2 separate regions of the Homo sapiens genome follow, and region 2 is linked to region 1. Evidence: read pairs that join two places in POLR2A ChIA-PET (ENCODE). Cell type or tissue: Panc1. All regions are shown on one strand. Each heading gives the region's core, and the rest is flanking DNA. Links, peaks and the distances in the headings are about the cores only.

Region 1 (5,420 bases), core at 251-5,250:
AAAACCGAAAACAGTCTAAATGTTAGTCAACAGGAGAATGATGGATAAATCTCACGGAGGCTATGCCAAACAAAAAAAGGCAAGTGGCAATATGATACAATTTTCATAAATTTTGAAAATGCAAAACAATTCTACATATGATTTAGAGACATGTATGCGGTTCAAAGAAATGTTTGGGACTTGGATGAACACCAAATTCAGGATGGTGATGGGGCAAACGTTGAAGAGGGATGTGATGGGGGGAAGGTTCAGGGGGCAAAAACTGCAAGTTTTAATGTGCTTTTTATTTATTTTTAATTTATATATTTATATTTTTATATTTATTTATATTTTTTTATTTATTTTTACTTATTTTATTTTTTTTTGAGACAGACTCTCACTGTTGCCCAGGCTGGAGTGCAGTGGCGCAATCTGGGCTCACTGAGACCTCCGCCTCCTGAGTTCAAGCGATTCTCCTGCCTCAGCCTCCCAAGTACCTGGGATTACAGGCATGCACCACCACACCCAGCTAATTTTCGTATTTTCAGTAGAGACGGGTCTTCACCATGTTGGCCAGGCTGGTCTTGAACTCCTGATCTCAGGTGATCCACCCTCCTTGGCCTCCCAAAGTGCTGGAATTATCAGGTGTGAGCCACCGCGCCTGGCCATTAATGTGCTTTTTAAAAACAACAACAAAAGCCATTATTTTGAATTTGTATTCATGAAGTATTAAAACCTACCAAATGTTTTAATAAATAATCTTAAATAGGCCAGGTGCGGTGGCTCACGCCTGTAATCACAGCACTTTGGGAGGCCGAAGCAGGCAGATCACTTGAGGTCAGGAGTTCAAGACCAGCCTGGCCAACATGGCAAAACCCCGTCTCTATTAAAAATACAAAAAATTAGCCAGGCATAGTGGCACACACCTGTAATCCCAGCTACTAGGGAGGCTGAGGTAGAAGAACAGCTTGAACCAGGGAGGCGGAGGTTGCAGTGAGCCAAGATTGCACCACTGCACTCCAGCCTGGGCGACAGAGCCAGATTCCGTCTTAAAAAAAAAAAAAAAAAAAAAGCCGGGCACGGTGGCTCACACCTGTAATCCCAGCACTTTGGGAGGCTGAAGCAGGTGGGTCATGAGGTCAGGAGATCGAGGCCATCGTGGCTAACACGGTGAAACCCCGTCTCTACTAAAAATACAAAAAATTAGCCGGGCGTGGTGGCAGGCGCCTGTAGTCCCAGCTACTCGGGAGGCTGAGACAGGAGAATGGTGTGAACCCGGGAGACGGAGGTTGCAGCGAGCCAAGATCGCGCCACTGCACTCCAGCCTGGGTGACAAAGCGAGACTCCGTCTCAAAAAAAAGAAAAAAGAAAAAAGAAAAATTAGAAGGCCAGGTATGGTGGCTCACACTTGTAATCCTACCACTTTAGGAGGCCGAGGAGGGCAGATTGCTTGAGTCCAGGAGTTCAAGACCAGCCTGGGGCTGGGCGAAACCCCATCTCTACTAAAAATGCGAAAATTAGACAGGCAGGGTAGTACACGCCTCTAATCCCAGCTACTCGGGGGGCTGAGGCAGGAGGATTTCTTGAGCCTGGGAGGCGGAGGTTGTGATGAGCTGAGATTGTGCCACTGCACTCCAGCCTGGGTGACAAAGAGAGACCCTGTCTCAAAAATAAAATAATTAAATCTTCAAAAAGAGCCTCCAGAGGCTGCAGGGCTCTGTAGACACCTTGATTCTGGCCCAGTGATATTGATCTCATACTCCTGACCTCTGGAGCTATAGGAGGATACACGTGTGTTGTTTTAAGCCTCTGCATTTGTGCTAATTTGTTACAGCAGCCACAAGAAGTGAAAACATATGGAATGTAGTGCTCTGGGTGGCCAGGGAGGCTGTTTCCCCTCCTTTACAACACTGGACAGCCTTGGGGGATCCCCTAACACATGCGCATAACAGTTAGTGGTGCACAATGTGGGGGTGCTATGCTTCCCCCAGGGGACACGTGACTTGTCCTGGATAATTTTTTTTTTTTTTTTTTTTTGAGACAGAGTCTTGTTCTGTCACCCAGGCTGGAGTGCAATGGCACGATCTTGGCTCACTGCCACCTCTGCCTCCCGGGTTCAAGCAATTCTCCTGCCTCAGCCTCCCGAGTAGCTGGGATTACAGGCGCCTGCCACCACGTCTGGCTAATTTTTGTATTTTTAGTAGAGACGGGGTTTCACCGTTTTGGCCAGGCCAGTCTCAAATTCCTGACCTCAGGTGATCCACCTGCCTCGGCCTCCCAAAGTGCCAGGATTACAGACTTGAGCCACTGTGCCTGGCCCCAGGATAATTTTTAATTAGCAACAAAGTGAGAGTTGCTACTGGTGTCTGGTGGGTGGAGGCCAGGGATGCTACTAAACATCCTACAGTGTACAGGACAGTCCCCACCACAAAGAATGATCTAGACTGGGTGAGGTGGCTCGTGCCTGTAATCCCAGCACTTTGGGAAGCTGCAGCAGGAGGATCTCTTGAGCCCAGGAGTTCATGACCAGCATCGGCATCATAGTGAGATTCTATCTCTACAACACTAGATAAAAATTAGCTGAGGGGCCCAGTGCGGTGGCTCAAGCCTGTAATCCCAGCACTTTCAGAGGCTGAGGCGGGCAGATGGCTTGAGCTCAGGAGGTCGAGACCAGCCTGGGCAACATTGTAAAACCCTGTTTCTACCAAAAATCCAAAAAAAAAAAATTAGCTGGGCATGGTGGCATGCACCTGTGGTCCTAGCTACTTGGGAGGCTGAGGTGGGAGGATCGCTTGAGCCCAGGAGGCAGAGGTTGCAGTGAGCTGAGATCATGCCCACGGAATTCCAGGTTCAGTGACAGCTAGAACCCATCTCAAAAGAAGAAAAAAAAATCTTTGGCTGCTTTGCCTGTGGAGTAGTCATTCTTTTATTCCTTTGCTTTCGTTTTTTTTTTTGTTTTTTTTTTTTTGAGACAGAGTTTCGTTCTCTCGCCCAGGCTGGAGCGCAGTGGCGTGATCTCCACTCACTGCAAGCTCCGCCTCCCAGGTTCACGCCATTCTCCTGCCTCAGCCTCCTGAGTAGCTGGGACTACAGGCGCCCGCCACCATGCCTGGCTAATTTTTTGTATTTTTAGTAGAGACGGGGTTTCACCATGTTAGCCAGGATGGTCTCGATCTCCTGACCTCGTGATCCACCCACCTTGGCCTCCCAAAGTGCTAGGATGACAGGCATAAGCCACAGCACCCGGCCCCTTTGCTTTCTTAATAAACTTTTTTTGAGGCAGAGTCTCACTCTATTGGCCAGGCTGGAGTGCAGTGGTGCGATCTTGGCTCACTGTAACCTCCATCTCCCAGGTTCAAGCGATTCTCCCGCCTCAGCCTCCCTAGTAGCTAGGATCATGGGTGCGTGCCACCATGCCCGGCTAATTTTTGTATTTTTAGTAGAGACAGGGTTTCACCTTGTTGGCCAGGCTGGTCTTGAACTCCCGGCTTCAGGTGATCTGCCCACCTCAGCCTCCCAAAGTACTGGGATTACACAGGCATGACCCAGCCTTCTTGATTAACTTTCAAAAAAAAAAAAAAAAAAAGCCTGGCACTGTGGCTCATGCCTGTAATCCCAGCACTTTGGGAGGCCGGGACGGGCGGATCATGAGGTCAGGAGTTTGAGACCAGCCTACTCAACATGGTGAAACCCCGTCTCTACTAAAAATACAAAAATTAGCCGGGTGTGGTGGCGGGAGCCTGTAATCCCAGCTATTCGGGAGGCTGAGGTGGGCAGATCACCTGAAGCCGGGAGTTCAAGACCAGCCTGGCCAACATGGTGAAACCCTGTCTCTACTAAAAATACAAAAATTAGCCGGGCATGGTGGTACGCACCCATGATCCCAGCTAGTAGGGAGGCTGAGGCGGGAGAATCTCTTGAACCCGGGAGGCAGAGTTGCAGTGAGCCAATATTGTGCCATTGCATTCCAGCCTGGGTGACAAGAGCGAAACTCCATCTTAAAAAAAAAAAAAAAATTAGCTGGGTGTGGTGGCATGTGCCTGTAGTCCCAGCTACTCAGGAGGCTGAGGTGGGAGGATCACTTGGGCCTGAGACGTTGAGGCTGCAGTGAACTATGATTGAGCCACCGCATTCCAACCTGGGCAGTAGAGCAAGACCCTGTCTCAAAAAGAAGAAGAAGAAGAGGAAGAAGAGGAAGAAGAAGGAGAAGAAATAGAATGATCTAGCACAAGTGCTGGTGGTGCAGAGGTTGAGAAACCTGGTCTGTGAGATGTATTCCTAGAAATGCAACGGCTGAGCCAAAGGGTGTGTGCTTTTGAAATGCTGTAGATGTTTCCATATTGCCCAGGGCTAATCTTTTTTTTTTATTTATTTTTATTATTTTATTTTATTTTTTTATTGATCATTCTTGGGTGTTTCTCGCAGAGGGGGATTTGGCAGGGTCATGGGACAATAGTGGAGGGAAGGTCAGCAGATAAACAAGTGAACAAAGGTCTCTGGTTTTCCTAGGCAGAGGACCCTGCGGCCTTCCGCAGTGTTTGTGTCCCTGATTACTTGAGATTAGGGATTGGTGATGACTCTTAACGAGCATGCTGCCTTCAAGCATCTGTTTAACAAAGCACATCTTGCACCGCCCTTAATCCATTTAACCCTGAGTGGACACAGCACATGTTTCAGAGAGCACAGGGTTGGGGGTAAGGTCACAGATCAACAGGATCCCAAGGCAGAAGAATTTTTCTTAGTACAGAACAAAATGAAAAGTCTCCCATGTCTACCCCTTTCTACACAGACACGGCAACCATCCGATTTCTCAATCTTTTCCCCACCTTCCCCCCCTTTCTATTCCACAAAACCGCCATTGTCATCATGGCCCATTCTCAATGAGCTGTTGGGTACACCTCCCAGACGGGGTGGTGGCCAGGCAGAGGGGCTCCTCACTTCCCAGTAGGGGCGGCCGGGCAGAGGCGCCCCTCACCTCCCGGACGGGGCGGCTGGCCGGGCGGGGGGCTGACCCCCCCACCTCCCTCCCGGACGGGGCGGCTGGCCGGGCGGGGGGCTGACACCCCCACCTCCCTCCCGGACGGGCCCAGGGCTAATCTTAAACCTTGGGATGTGCTGTGACGTGGGCCAGTGTCTCAGCCAACTCAGATGTTGGTCGTGGGTGGTTTGAGTGCCCACGGGCTCTGGAAGCTCCCCAGTCCTGGAGTCAGCCTGCGGTGTGGGTGGAGAAGCTGGTTTGTGAATTCAACCAGCAGATCGCTGTAGGGCAGGCAATGCAGGGTCCGTTCTGTTCAGTCAGCAGCCCTGTTCTTACCACCTGCCATGCACTGGATGCAGGGATGAAACTGACATATCTCTGCCCTCACTATGTTTCCAGCCTAATGGGGGAGACTGACCAGGAAACAAACTAGGTGACACACACTCAGAGGGGGCAGTGAGTG
Region 2 (5,420 bases), core at 180-5,179, 140 kb after region 1:
CATGGCACTCCTCCAGGCAGGAGACGCTTTCCACAGGGCCCAGGAAGAGGGAGGAACTTAGTATCCGGGAGGTACTAGTATTAACGACAATGGCCAGGTTCCTCTCACAGAGCAGGGCTTCCTGACCTTGGCACCCCTGCCCTACAGTGCACGGTAGGGTGTTCAGCAGCATCCCTGTCTCCCCTCCCCAACTGGACGCCAGGAGGACCTTCCTTCCAAGCAGTGACAACCAAAATGTCTCTGCATGTTCCCTCGGGGCCACAATCACCCCTGGGTGAGAATCACCGATTCCAAACAGATCCTGGTCCTGAACAGGGCTGGCAGCACGGGGCACCCAGGTGGGAGTGGGAGTGGGGGCACTCACACTCTGCATCTTGGCCTCTGTGTCCACGATGTTCTTCTCCACCTGGTCGGCATTCTTCTGCAGCTGCTCGATCAGCTCCGAGAGCTCCTTGTTAGAGATGCTGCGGGCAGAAGCCGAGGGGAGATGGGCGGGGTGCCTGGTGGGTGGGGGCTATGTCCCCACCAGCACCCCATCCTCTGGCTGGCCCCGGCCCCACGCTCTGAGCAGGAGCTGCCCACAGAGCCTTTGAGGTAGTTGGGCTGTTCCCATAGGGCAACATCACTAAAGCCACAGAGACAAGGCAGCGCCTGGCAGGCGGTCAGCCTCCTTTTTTTTTTTTTTTTTTTTTTTGAGATGGAGTCTTGCTCTGTCACCCAGGCTAAAGTGCAGTGGCGTGATCTCAGCTTACTGCAACCTCCACTTCCTGGGTTCAAATGATTCTCATGCCTCAGCCTCCCCAGTAGCTGAGATTACAAGCATGCACCACCAAGCCTGGCTAATTTTTGTATTTTTAGTGGAGATGGGGTTCCACCATGTTGGCCAGGCTGGTCTTGAACTCCTGACCTCAAGTGATCCACCTATCTTGGCCTCCCAAAGTGCTGGGATTACAGGCGTGAGCCACCGCGCCCGCCCAGCCTCCACTTTGATCATTCTCTCTAATGCTTCTATTTTTTATTTTTATTCATTCATTCGTTCATTCATTCATTCATTCATTCATTTTATTGAGACGGAGTCTCACACTCTTGCCCAGGCTGGGGTGTAGCGGCACAGTCATGGCTCACTGCAGCCTCTATCTCCCAGGCTCAAGCAATCCTCCTAGCCCAGCCTCCCAAGTAGCTGGGACTACAGGCACATGCCACCACTCCTGCATAACTTTTACATTTCTTTTGGTAGAGAAGGGGTTTCACCATGTCACCCAGGCTGGTCTCGAACTCCTGAGCTCAAGCAATTCGTCCACCTTGGACTCCCAAAGTGCTGGGATTACAGATGTCAGCCACCAGGCCCCGACTACATATTTTTTTGTGAGAGATAGGGTCTCACTCTGTCACCCAGACTGGAGTGCAGTGGCGTGATCATAGTTCACTATAGCCTCGAACTCCTGAGCTCAAGCAATCCTCCTACCTCCACCTCCTGAGTAGCTGGGACCACTGGCACCACCAGCACACCCAGCTTCTAATGCTTCTATTTTGCCATGTTGGCAAAACGCACCATATTTGAAAAATTGGGAGATAACTCACATACCGTAAAATTCACCTGTTTAAAATACACAGTCACTGGCTTTTAGTACTACACATTCAGAATCGTGCAACCATCACCACTATCTCATTCCAGACATTTTTATCACCCCAAAGCTCCACACCCACAAGCTGTCACTCCCTATTCCCCACCCGCTCCAGCCCCTGGCAACCAGGAATTTACTTTTTCTCTCTATGGATTTGCCTATTCTGGACATTTCATATAAATAGAATCACACAACACGTGGCCTTTTGCGTCTGCCTTCTCTCAGCATAATGTTTTCAAGCTTTGTGCATATTGCAGCATCTATTAGAACTTCATTCTTTTTATGGCTGAATAATATTCCATCACGTGGCTACTTCACATTTTGCTTATTCATTCAACAGCTGACAACCATCTGGGCCGTTTCCACCTTTGGGCCATCGTGAGAATCACGCTGCTATGAACGTTCGGGAACAAGCTTTTGTGTGAGCAGTCTTATTTTTAATTACCTGATATTTTTCTTTCAACCTACTCGTTTTATTTTAGAGTTAAATGTGTTTACAAAGGTAACTTCTCTCCCCATTTTAATCAGAAATCAGAAGCCCTCACCATGAGTGAATTAGCTGCCAAAATAAATTTCATGGGAACGCAGTGGCACTGGGTTCCGTGGTGACACTGGGCTGCCCGCTGTTACAAGTCAGGAGGTGTGACAGCCGTGGTGGCGTCAGGCCCAGCCTTTCTCCTGATCTTCTCAGAGCGCCTGAAAGAGACTTGAGGCCCGGTGTGGTGGCTCATACCTGTAATCCCAGCACTTTGGGAGGCCAAGGCGGGCGAATCACCTGAGATCAGGAGTTTGAGACCAGCCTGGCCAACATGGTGAAACCCCATCTCTACTAAAAATACAAAAATTAGCTAGGTGTGGTGGCATGCGCCTGTAGTCCCAGCTACTCGGGAGGCTGAGGCAGGAGAACTGCTTGAACCTGGGAGGTGGAGGTGGCAGTGAGCTGAGATTGCACCACTGCACTCCAGCCTGGGTAACAGAGCGAGACTCCATCTCGAAAAAAAAAAACAAGAAAAGAAAAAAAAGTCTTGAAAGCAGACTGGCCCTCTCCCTCACTGTCTCTGTGTCCCCTCCTGTCACATTTGTCTACTGCCCCCCGTCCCCCAGAACCACAGACAGACCACTCTGGAAAATGCTCTAATGGGAGTTAGTTAAGACTTTGGCCCTGGGGTTAGCTGTGGGTTCAGATCTTGGCTCCCATCAGCCACTTAGTGGCTGTGTGACTTGGCCCAGCTCCCTTGCCTATCTGTGCCTCTGTCTCCCAATCCGATGGACTAGAGTAACAGTCCTTTCCCGGGGCCAGGGTGGCAGGGGTTATGAATGGAAGTGAGGTTACACTACCAAAGGACTGTGCATAGAGCCGGGCACAGAATAAGTCTGAACAAAGGTTTGTGATTTTAGTTGTCAAGGAGCCTTAGAGATCACCCAGCTCTGCCTCTGTGGTTTTGAGACCGAGTCTCACTCTGTCACCCAGGCTGGAAGTGCAGTGGTATCATCTTGGCTCGCTGCAACCTCCACTTCTTGGGGTCAAGTGATTCGGCTGCCTCAGCCTTTTGAGTAGCTGGGATTACAGGTGTGAGCCACCATGCCCAGCCTCCTTCTGTTGTTTTCTTTAAACAAAGAAAGAAAGGGAAACCAACTTGGCCATTGTCACCCAGTTAGCCAGCGATGATAGCTCCCCTGTCTCCACTGAAGACCCACAGTGGGGCCTGAGTGGCTAGGCACGCAGAAGTTGCCTTCTACTCACACTCATTAAGCACCTGCTGTGTGCGGGCCCTGCACCTCACAAAGACAAGCCTCTCCCTCCCTGATCCACCCCACAGACCAGGAGGAAATCAGTATTTATAGAAACAGTCACGAGACTGAGGCAGGCCTGGAGGCTGGGGATGCCCAGGGGAACCTCTGGACTGGCTGGGTGGGGACAGCGGTGGTCACTGAAGGCTTCCTGGAGGAGGTGGTGTCGGCTGGGTGCTAAAGCAAAAGGAAGAATTTGGTGTTCCTGTGCAGAAGGCTCCAATGAGGACACGCCATAGAGAGAGGCAGGTCCTGGCACGTCCCGTGGGGTGGGCCAGGGCGGGGTTCTTGACCGTCAAGGCAGAGGGGACCACCAGCCCTTTCGAGTGATGCTCCCCAGATCAAGGTTCTGGGGCCTAGCATGAAAAATTCAGATTCCCGGCCACTAACCCAGACCTGCTGAACCCAGGTCTCCAGAGCTGGGCCCAGGAAGCTGTATTATTATTACTATTTTTGCAGGTTCCCCAGGGTACCTGGACACCTACCGGAGTCATGGACCAGCAATGCAGGTGCTGTTGATGTTGGGGGCATTGGGGGCAGAAATGGCAGCAGCCAACATGCTGGGGATCCATCCGTCTAGGTTCCACACCTTGCTTAAGGGCCAGCTTTGTGGCAGACCTGGATACACCGGAGCTGGGGGATCTTGAGGGAACAGGACCCAAGCCATACCTTCTGCAAGGTCAACTGGGGGCAGCCTGTCCCAAAGTGGGGTCCCAGGAACCCAACTCTTACAAGTCTTATTCTTCCTTGGTCAAGGCACTTAGGAAAACCCCATCCTTGATATGTTCATGAGCCAGCAAAGGCACTGACAAGTCCTGCAGTGGAGAAAGCCAGTGTTTGGCGGGGTGGCCAGGAAGGCTTAGCAGTGGGGGGCTTTGGATGGAGGATCTCGGTAAGAAGGGATAAGGTGGGCTTCTAGAACAGCCAGGTCAGGGGTCCACCCGACTCCTCCCTCATTCCCTAACCCCCCACTTCCTGGTTGGGCAGGCCACATGGAGAATGTGAGTTTCTGGGCCCCCACACTCCCACCCCAGTCACTGACCATCTGCCAGGCCAGCTGCACCTAGAGGCGGTGAGTCTCACCCCAAATATTTAACCCCTGACTCTGCAGTGCATCGTTAGGGTCTGTACTGTGGCTCAAGTGGGGGCCTTTGTCTCTCTTGGGCCCAGTCCCACCTCAGGCACAGGGCCAGCTCCCAAACCAGCCCTTTCATGGATTGTGGCAGATGCAAGAAAAGCCACCTTCTGGACTCTATCCTGGCTGGGCCTGTTGTTCCAGCCGAAGCCCCCCAGAGGACATGGGAGTTGTGGGGCAATGACCACTGCCTCAGGGACCTTGGACTCCTGATGGGACAAAGCTGTGAGCGGTAGCAGGAAGCTATGAGCAGACAGGCCAGGCCCAAGGCCCACTGGGCTGCTTGCTGCTTAGACAGCCTCAGGCAAGTGCCCTACCCTCGTACAGCCTCCGCTTCTCCATCTGTCCTCTGGCGATGACCACAAAGGCATCCTGGGCATTTGCCACTTGCTGTGGGCTTTGCCAGACCTCAGACATATTCACAGGCACCAGCTCAATATCATCCTTGCCCTAAGTCCCCGGGGAGGTTGGTGTGCCCCTTTGAAGAAGGGGATGAAGAAACCAAGACTCTGAGACATCAAAGCACTTGCTCAGGGTCACACAGCTGGTGAACCGCGATTCTCCCCGCAAGCAATCTCACTCCAGAGGCATGTGATCGACTGGGCTAGAAGTTACTCATGGGGATGCTAGGAAAATCACACCAATAACAATCTCCACCATCGTAATATGAGCTAATACTTACTCTCTACGTGCCAGGCTCCTCACTGTTTCTGACTCAATCTTCATGACAACCCTGAGAGCTGGGTGTTAGCATGGTAGGTAATTGTATTATTATCCCCGTTTATGGGTGTGGAAACTGAGGATCAGAGAGGTTAAATAACTCTCCCAAAGTCACCCAGCAATTAGATGGCAGAGCCAGGACTCTAGGC

What was found. Peaks named below come from ENCODE experiments on the same cell type or tissue, not always from the same donor. Only the 100,000 strongest peaks of a DNase experiment are listed, where the experiment ranks them.
Region 2: POLR2A ChIA-PET joins it to region 1 with 20 read pairs; 3 of 35 experiments call an interaction of 5 or more read pairs at or near these places.

Annotation. Positions count from the first base shown.
Region 1 is chr16:4,769,998-4,775,417 of GRCh38, forward strand. No RefSeq gene overlaps it. Among named protein-coding and RNA genes, the nearest start is that of ZNF500, 5.5 kb to the left of the region's middle. In Panc1, for the core only: no CTCF peak of the experiment used is centred there; no DNase peak of the experiment used is centred there.
Region 2 is chr16:4,910,486-4,915,905 of GRCh38, forward strand. It overlaps PPL (periplakin), which reads right to left. Exons shown (of 22, transcript NM_002705.5): 2 at 365-464. It overlaps LOC124903637 (a long non-coding RNA gene), which reads left to right. Exons shown (of 3, transcript XR_007064965.1): 2 at 1,966-2,046; 3 at 3,876-3,963. LOC105371064 (a long non-coding RNA gene) reads left to right here and starts at 4,578. Exons shown (of 4, transcript XR_933028.3): 1 at 4,578-5,306. In Panc1, for the core only: no CTCF peak of the experiment used is centred there; no DNase peak of the experiment used is centred there.